Regions from separate parts of the Mus musculus genome. Here region 1 is linked to region 2. A link is a contact called in ENCODE Hi-C or POLR2A ChIA-PET data. All regions are on one chromosome and are shown on one strand. The core of a region is the stretch at or near the end of the contact, and the rest is flanking DNA. Distances in the headings are between cores, read along the strand shown.

Region 1 (4,879 bases), core at 430-2,929, 130 kb before region 2:
TTTTCACAGGCGTCCGGCACAGCAGTGGAACGGTTGTTGGCCCGCTGCCTGAGGTCTATGACATGACATTTATCCCTCTGTCCTTTACAACAGAAAGCCACCCTTCCCCTCCACCCCATGACTCTACCTGGAATATCTTAGCTGAACTCTCAGGCCATATAAGAACATCCTCCAGCCCTTCATCCAGTTTAAAGAAAAAGTTAGTTTCCCCTTCTAGCCTTACATATCTCCTATAATTCACTGCATTCTATTTGAGCAGTCTATAATAAATTATATCTGAAGATGTCTTCAACAGCTGTTAAGTTGTTAATCTGTACTGATTTATTTTTGTAGCCCAGGCTGGCCTTGAATTTACAGCAATCCTCCTATCATCCTTTCAATTACTGGGGTCATGGGCTGGCTGCTAATCTGCTCTGGATTTGCAGTGTACCTGAGGGAGTGGCCGGCCGATGGGGATAGATGTACAATACTAAGGAAAGGATCCCTGGTTAGGGTGCAGCTTTGCAGTAGTTTGTCTGCTATGTGCAAGGTCCCAAAACTGAAAGAAAACAAAGCAGGGAAGAAAGAGAAACACTTTTCATTAACTTTGTATTGTAAATACATTTAAGATTTATTTACAATAGATTTTCATAACTTTTTCACTTATTACATATGTGAATTGTTTACAAATAAAACATATATTTAAGATATATAACACATATAAAATATAGATATTATTTGCTTTATTTTGTGAGAGAAGGAGAGAGAGAGAGGCTTCTACACTAGACACATCATATTCTGATTGTTTTTTCTTTTTTTGAGATGAATTTTGCTCTGTAGCTTGGGCTAATCTGGGATTTACTAGGTAGCCCAAGATAGCCTTGAATTTAGAGCCATCTTCCTGCCTCAGATATCCAAGTGCTGGAATTACAGACATGAGCATCTAAGCCAGATAATAGCTCTGGTGCCTGTAACTTATTAGTCATTTGCTGTTTTCCAGGGGCAGTGCTCATGCAAGAGTGTGTGCTGTGGTTTGAGTTTTAACTGTGTTCCTAAGGTACATGTGTTACAGGCCCATTCCCTAGTGTGGTCTAACAGAAGGAGCCTTTTAGAGGTGGGGCCTAGCGGTGGTCCTTAGGTTATCAACCCTGCCTTTGAAAGGGACTGTAGGGATTTGGTCTCTTTCTCTTTCTGTTTCCTGACTATGAGGGTGGGACCTAGCTGGAGGGCCTTAGGTTATCCCTGCCTCTGAAGGGGATTGTGGTGGTTCGGTCTCTTCCTACCCTGAGCACTTTTGCAATTTTGCGCTGCCAGGGGTTTCTGCCATGACCAGCCCTGAAGCCACAGACCCGAAGCCACAGGTCCAACTTGTCATGGACTCAAACCTTCAAAAGCAGCAAGTCATAATAAAATTTTAGTCCTTATAAATTGATTGTCTCAGGAACTTGTGATAATATTGGCAAAAATAACAGTGTATGTGTATGGGCTGGGGGTGAGAACACGTATAAAGCATGCACAGGTCCCTGGGTTCAAACCCAGCCTCAAGAATAAATGGCAAGCTTTATAAAGTGGTGGCTATTTTTACCCCAGCACTGGAGGGTAACTGCATCTCACGCCTGTCAATTGAGTCATATTTTACACTTGGTTCCAATGACGACAGGATTCTTTGCTGGCTGCTGAGACCAATCTCCCGAGGTGCTGCCAAGGGAGCTTGTCTGTGATCATGTGCTGCCTCTTGCATCACAAATTCTTCCCCAACGCATCTGGCTCCATCTGATTTTATCCCTGCCAAGGGAATGTACCCAGGCACACACTGCCCCTGGTGTCACGGGAGCTTGTCTTTGTGGGATTTCCCTCTGAGTTGCTGGAACTCACAGCCTAACACACTTGGCTTTTGGAGACACATAAGGTAACCTAGCTGGGGAGAGCAGGCAGCAGGCCCCCTGCACCAGGCAGGAGGCTAGAGTCGGAAGGGAGCAGAGGGGACAGAGAAAGCAAGTGAAAGGTATCCTGACATCTGATTACAGTGAACTGAGGGGGGCAGGGGAGGAGCCCACCAGAGAGGAACCAGGAGAAGCTTTGTGAAGAGCCGGGTGGAGCTCAGCTCTGCAGAGCTTGCTTATGGCTTAGGTTGGGGGCTCCCCTTCCAGCACCTTAGTCCCTAGAGAAAAGACTTTTTTTTCCGTCTTTTTCGATTTTATTACAATGTTAGGAACTAAATCCAGAACTCCAAACTTGCTAGGCAAGCTCTTTACTACTGAACCAAATCCCAAGTCCCAGACCAAATTTCTCTGTGGAGCCCTGGCTGATCTGGACCTCACTCTGTAGACCAGGCTGGCCTCAAACCCAGAGATTTGCCTTGGATGCTGGGACTAAAGGTGTGCACCACCACGCCCAGCTAGGCACTCTTTTTAAAGAGGAAATTTATATAGAGAGGAAACAAGTGTTAGTTGAAAGAAAAAAAGTAAGAAAAAAAAAGAGGGAAGATAGAAAAAGAAAGATGGGGAGGGGAGGGGAAGAAGAGGCAGGAACAGGAAAGGAAATGAGAGGAGCTTTGTGACTGAGGAGAGAGATCGGTAGAGGTGCTGTGGAAGCTCAGAGCACAAAGGGCTTGAGTCAAGGAGGCACTGCCAACCGCGCCAGATCTACAAGGATCCAGTGGCTGCCAAGCTGGCACCATCACCGGATGCACCGAGTGCAATTTAAGCTTCATATTTGGTGTTGGAAAGTAGAAATAGATGTGCAACTGAAGAAAACTGGACCTGAACTGCTGAAAACTGGACCTGGCAGAGCCCGGGGGGATGACGAGCAGCAATGGTCCCTTGAATACAATGCAAGAGAGAGCAGCCCGCTGCGGCTGCTTCAGTCAGTCTGGGGCATCTGAGTACAGTTCGGAGGCCTACCTCGGCTGCGTATAGTACGGAGGAAGTAAGAAGCAAGACTACCAGAAATGGGCAAGACAGAAACTCACCTGCTGCCCAGGACGGCCCCAAAATGGCAGACAAAAACCCACCACGGAAAAACTAAAGCAAGAGGCGATCAAACTACCAGAGTAGATGCAATAGCACGCCAGGTGACCAATCCTTAGTATGCAAACCAGCATCAGTCGATGTTTTTAAAATCTAGTTTGAAATAAAATGCACAGCACTTCAAAGAAACCTTGTCAGCAGAAACGTGTTCTATGCTTCATATTATATATGCACTGGTTATCTTCAAATTAACTTAACTCTACAGCTCCAATACAAATACCACTGCTCTAGTGTCCCTTGACAAACTACCCTCTTCAACAAGCATGGGCCAAGGAAGTTGTCACTACGGAAACCTTTCCTGTGGGGTAATCTCAAGACTTTAGGAACAGCTATTAATGTTGTTTGCTCTGTTCAGCGAGGGTCTTCCCTTGAACTTGGAGTAAATGTCATGCCTCAGTCTTCCAATGGGATTGCAGGCGCCTGCCACTACACCCAGTTTTAATATTCAGGTCCTACCTTATTAGTGCAAACTCCATAATATTGCCCAGTACTGTGTGGCTGGCTCAGGGAGAGAAAAATCAGCAGAAGAGATGGCAATCCACTTTCGTATTGGCTGAGGAGGATCAACCATTTGTGGAGGGGAGTCCCGGATAGAAAACCGGGAGACGGGAGGCAGGAGGTGGAGAAAATCTTAGAGGATGATGTCCAACGTAGGAAAATACCAGGGGGGGGGGGGTTAGAACCATGCTCTTCCAAAATCTCAAAACTCGGGGGATTATTGCTCTGCAAGTCACATGTGTGAAACCTAAGCTGAGAGCCCACTGCAGTACATGAGCCTATAAACCAGCACTTGAGAGGTTAACAGGACTACAGAACAAAGGCCAGCCTGGGACACATGGGAGTTATGGACACAGTGTACACACTGAAACCTTGTGTCTAAAACAACCAAAAACCAAAGTCAACCCACTACCACTATCCAAAAAAGCTTTTTTGTAAGTTTCTATGAAAAAATACCCCTCAAATTATTAGAGGAGCTTTTGTTTATAATATTAAAATATTAATGATTTTTTCTTTTTTAGTTTTTTTTAAGATAGGGGGTTTGTGTGTGTGTGTGTGTGTGTGTGTGTGTGTGTGTGTGTGTGTGTATGTGTATGTGTGTGTTCGCACACGCATGTGTGTGTGGTCCTGGCTGTCCTGGAACTAGCTCTGTAGACCAGGCGGGCGTTGAACTCACAGATCTGCCTGCCTGCCTCTGCCTTCACAAGTGCTGGGATAAAGAGCATACACTATCACTGTCTGCTGTCAATGCTTTTTGTTTGTATACTGAATTTTCTATAATAAACATTGGTTACTCACAGCATGTGGACCGTGGTTTTGTTCTCTCTAGCTTTCTAAACTGCTTCTTTCCATCACTTTATTCTGTGTAATTAAATAGTATACTATAGGGAAAATAACAGTATAAAGTATATAATCTTTTATATTACCATGTCTTACTTTTAAAGCAATGTTTGTCATGAGGAAAGGAGAAGCAGGAAGTTTGCTTGAGTGGTGGGCAGGAGCAAGGGAATTTCACTTTCTTGGTGGCTTCTGGGCAGTCACAGTAAATGGCTTTTTCTCTGTCTCTCCTTCAGCAAACAGGTCTGAGTGTGTGAGCATGATCGTGGACCGTCCCAGTAGGAATAAAAATATCCTAAAGAGACACTTGTACCCTTCCCTTTGCCTGTCAGAATGTTGAAGCAATGTTCTCCAAGACACTGAATTTCCTTCCCTAGGAAATCTGCCGGGAAAGGGCTGCGGTGTGTGCTGACCAGGGGAGCTTGTCCCCGGTAAGAGCTTCCACACACCTCTGCCAGCTTGACCTTGCAGGAGAGACTGGAGCTGAGCCATGAAGGTACTGCTTGACCATAACTGCTTAGCTACGAATTCCTCTT
Region 2 (4,648 bases), core at 1,589-4,088:
TCCTATTCTACATTAATTAGGGATTCAAGCTTGAGATGAGGTAAGTTTATTAGTTTTTGAATAAAGCAGATGATATGAATAAATACAGATGACATTTCTCAATCTTAATCTTATAATTGATTGATGTCAGTAACCACTTTTTTTTTTTTAAGGGAAAGAGGCTGGGGTGGTTAAAATATAATGTATTTATTTGCAAAATGCTTAGAGTCTTAAAAAAAAAAAACACATTGAAAACCAAGCATGTCATTGTCACACTTTTCCATACTACAGCAGCCACAGCAGGCAGGTTTTCCTTCTTCCTCCAAGGTGTATGGCACAGAACTGTCTGAAAAATCACCAACCAGAACTCACCAACTCACTCTGAGGGCCTTTATCCAAGTACAGGGCCTACGGCACCTGATGGCAGGTGGCAGTACGGGTAGATGATAGGAAGACACCCCAAGTCAAAGCTTTTGGTGGCATGGAAGTCCCCTCAGTCAGCTCACCGAAATTATGTTGTCATAGGTGACAAGTTTACACAAGTAAACTCAAACTCACTTTAGAATTCATCAATTTTATTTCATATACAAAACTTCATTACACCAGGTACCAAAATTAAGGCGAATTAAGTCAAAGTGGCTTTGAAAAATCTAAATCGACACAGCTCAACACTCGTCTTGGGCTTAGTTCAATCAGAAGTGTTAAGGAAACTGGGCATGGGGCTCTCACCTTTAATCCTAGCCTGGACTAAGGCAGGATTGCTGTGAATTACAGGTAGCCTCATCTATACAGTGCTTTCTAGGACAACCAGGGACATAGAGTGAGACCTGTATAAACAAATCAAAAGTTCCATTGAGGTAAGTTGGGCATGGTGACAGACCCAGGCTGGAGAGTTCAAGGCCAGCAGGCTACATAATAATGCTGTCTCAAAAAAAAGTGTTAGCAAATATTAATTTATAACACTGAGAAAATGTGCTTTAAAAACTTGTGTGCATGGGCATTGTTCCTGCAGGTATGTCTGTCTGTGCACCATGTGTGCCTGGTACCTGAGCAAATCCCCTGTTGCTGCTATTACAGGCTCTGAGCCTCCATACACTTACACAGGCAGTCGCCATACACAGGCTCTGGGAACTTAACTCTTGAGTCCTCAGACACAACAGCCATCAATCTGAATTTTAAAACTTGAAAGATGAGAGACCACCATTTATCAACTGCTCTCTTCACTCCACTCCCACCCCAAAAGGGAAACTCCAGGTGGGTGGATGTCTGTGGGTTCAAAGCCACTCTTGCCTAGTGAGTTCCAGGACAGCTAGGGCTACATAGTCTTAAAAAAAAAAAAAGAAAGAAAGAAAGAAAGAAAGAAAGAAAGAAAGAAAGAAAGAAAGAAAGAAAGAAAGAAAGAAAATTAGCCGGGTGTGGTGGCACACGCCTTTAATCCCAGCACTTGGGAGGCAGAGGCAGGTGGATTTCTGAGTTCGAGGCCAGCCTGGTCTACAGAGTGAGTTCCAAGACAGCCAGGGCTACACAGAGAAACCCTGACTCGAAAAACAAAAACAAAACAAAACAAAACAAAAAATTAAGAAAGGCAGGGGGAAAAAAAACAGGAAAGAAAGCCTGAAATAGGCTCAAACATACGAATTTTTAAATTAAGCTTGTGCAACATGGTGGTTCACACCTGTAATACCAGAACTCGAGATACTGAGGCAGGATCTTTGTGTGTATCCCTGGCTGACCTAAAATGTAGACTAGGCTGGCCTTGACCCTGTTTCAAAAATCGCTCCCAATAAATAACAGATAAATCGACCTCACTTTGTGAATTAATGAGTGTAAACGTGCTAATGTTTTCCAAATAGAGCATAGTTAATGGGGAGGGTGAGTTTAAGGGTTCTTAATTGGCAAGGCCTCTTTCTGAAAAACAAAAACAAAAAAGTAAACTAATATAACTTAGGGAGGTTCATTTCCAGCTTAGACCGATGTAATCACTCTAAATTCCATACGCGATGCCAAGAGCTTTTCTCAAAATCCTAAAAATTAATTCTCATCTACACACCCTGTCTTCGGAGCTGCACTCCCTTCGCGGCCGCACGCGGCGCCCGCAGCAGCTGACTCCTCCCCGTTCATGGGGAAAACCCTGCCTAATATTTATAACGCTATGACATACTGTAATACTCACAAGGTGGTTGTAGAAGTATAAACACGACTGGAGATATCTGATTGGCTGCTGGTGATGTAACACCCATGTCAATACTTCCCACTGAACGCACGTGTTCGACCTTTTATTTAAATTTCCATTTCATCACAGCAATAAGACACTCGGGGCGGTGCATTTTCTGCGAAACGATCGTCGCCCGGGGCCAGAGGTGCTGCCCGGCGTACACAAGGAGCCCAAGGAGGTGTCCTCGCGAGGGAGGCACCGCCTGGTCCAGTCTTTTGTGCAGGAACAAAATAAGTTCACTTCCTCGGGCACGGCCACCCACCCCTCCCCCGGCAGATGACAGGGCCGGGCGCGCTCCCACCGCACTTACTCCTGGAGTCCCAGGTGAAGTCGTGGCGAGAGCCGGGGACCGTGCGCACGGGCGCGCCGCGGCGAGCCGGCCCCTGACACCCGCCAGCTGTTTGTCCTGGCCGAGCCGGCCCCGCCCCGAGACCCCAGCCCGTGCCCCGCCCGCTTCCTTCCCGTGGCCGCACCCCCGCCCGCGGGCCCGAGCGGCCGGCCCCTTTCCCGGTCCCCGGGCGCCCCCGGCCCAGCCCAGCCCGGCCCAGCCCGCCCCCTCCCCCGGCCGGCCCCCACCCTCTCCCCCTCCAGCGGTTACTGCTACCCCGGTGCATTGTGGGCGCACGGTCCGTTGTTCATTTGCCATTCGACCTCCGCCAGGGCCTGGTCGGACGGAAACGCTCCGCCGGCTTTATTGTCGGCTCGCTATGTGGCGGAGCCTGGCGGCTTAGCGCGCCTCTCGCGTCCGCGCCTCGGCAGCCGGCGGCGGCGACACGACTCCCCCCGAGGACGGAGATCTGTTGGCGGGCCGGTGTGTGCGCGCAGCGCTGAAGCGGGGCAGCGGAGGGGCAACCGCACTCCTCCTCAACTTCGAAGGCCGCACGCGCCCGGCTCGCCGCTCCGCTGCCCGCCCACCGCTCCGCGCGGGACGCTGCCCGGAGCGCGGCGGGGCGCGGGTGGAGAGGACGCGGCTGGGACGGCGGCGGCAGTAGACGCGTGCGGCGGCCCGGGAGCGAGCGCGAGCCGGCGGGAGGGTGAGGCCGGGCCGGCGGGAGCGCAGCGCAGAGCGGCGCAGCGCAGCGCCGGGGGCGGGGGCGGGGGCGAAGCGTTGGGGGAGCCGCGGCGAGCGCGCGGGACGCGGCCGGAGCCCGGGCGCGAGCCGAGGCACCGGGCGGCGGCGGCGGCGGCGGTGACCGCGGCGCGCGCCATGTCGTTCAGTGAGATGAACCGCAGGACGCTGGCGTTCCGAGGAGGCGGGTTGGTCACCGGCGGCGGCGGCCCCACGAACAATAACGCTGGCGGGGAGGCCTCTTCTTGGCCTCCGCAGCCGCAACCGCGACTGCCCGCGCCGCCCGCGCCGCAGCAGCCGAATGGGCGCGGGGCCGACGAGGAAATGGAATTGGAGGGCCTGGAGCCCCAGGACTCGGAGGCCGCCGCCGGCGCGGCCGCCGCCGAGGACGTCAAGGAGTTGCTGCTGCTCCCTCAGGACACGGGCGGCCCCTCCTTGCTGGGCGGCGGCGCGGGGGGCCCCCTGCTAGCGGAAAGGAACCGTCGGACTCTGGCCTTCCGCGGGGGAGGCGGCGGGGGTCTCGGCAACAATGGCAGCAGCCGCGGCCGCCCGGAGACCTCGGCGTGGCCCCTCAGGCATTTCAATGGGCGAGGGCCGGCGGCCGTGGATCCGGAGCTGGACGCGCTGGAGGGGAAGGAGTGGATGCAGGACGGGGCGTCCCTGAGCTACAGCACCGAGGAGGAGGGGGCGAGCCCGGGCGATGGCAGTGGGGCGGAAGGCGGCAGCTGCAGCAGCAGCAGGCGGTCGGGCGGCGATGGTGGGGACGAAGCGGAGGGCAGCGGTGTGGGAGCTGGCGAAGGAGAGACTGTCCAGCACTTCCCGCTCGCGAGGCCCAAGTCCCTCTTGCAGAAGCTCCAGTGCTCCTTCCAGACCTCTTGGCTCAAGGACTTCCCTTGGCTGCGGTACTCCAAGGATACCGGCCTTATGTTCTGCGGATGGTGCCAAAAGATCCCCGAGGATGGGGGCGGCGTGGACCTTACCCAGGTGGGGCATGATGAGCTTTCGCGAGGGACCCGCAACTACAAGAAAACCCTGCTCCTAAGGCACCACGTCTCCACCGAACACAAACTCCACGAAGCCAACGCCCAGGTACCGTAGATCCTGCCTTTGCTTTTCGACCACATCTTTTGGGAAAGGTTTATCAGTGGGGAAGACTAAAACTAAAGTAAAGAAGGGGGGAAATTAAGATCCTCCGGGGGAAGACTCACTTCGTTCCGATCGAGAGAGGTTCGCGAGAGCTTATGCGTAGGGGTTTAGAAAGCCTGGAAACAAAGTTTTCCAAAGTTGTGGATCTATTGGGGGAGGAGGGGTAGAAGGACAGTTTTCTAATGATATCGCTGGGTTTATCTTCTTTTTCGAGTTAGGGTTTGCCTGTGAGATTGAAT

The links. Hi-C counts contacts between places; a loop is a spot of excess contacts on that map. ChIA-PET counts read pairs that join two places held with the same protein, here RNA polymerase II (POLR2A).
Region 1: a loop to region 2 is called in a map of heart, with 2.1 times the contacts of the local background. The contact joins the enhancer-like site here to the promoter of Zbtb10 in region 2. A Hi-C loop is called at or near these places in 1 of 37 maps with a recorded cell type or tissue (heart). POLR2A ChIA-PET finds 5 or more read pairs at or near these places in 1 of 5 experiments (Patski).

What each region holds. Positions count from the first base shown.
Region 1 is chr3:9,121,597-9,126,475 of GRCm38, forward strand. No RefSeq gene overlaps it. Among named protein-coding and RNA genes, the nearest start is that of Gm41996, 51 kb to the right of the region's middle. Within about 2 kb of position 1,680, at least 1 of the 3 ENCODE cell types and tissues checked has a DNase peak (open chromatin) inside an H3K27ac peak, as active enhancers do; it is heart, where a contact is called at or near this core.
Region 2 is chr3:9,247,729-9,252,376 of GRCm38, forward strand. Zbtb10 (zinc finger and BTB domain containing 10) reads left to right here and starts at 2,839. Exons shown (of 6, transcript NM_177660.3): 1 at 2,839-4,352. The coding sequence starts at 3,402.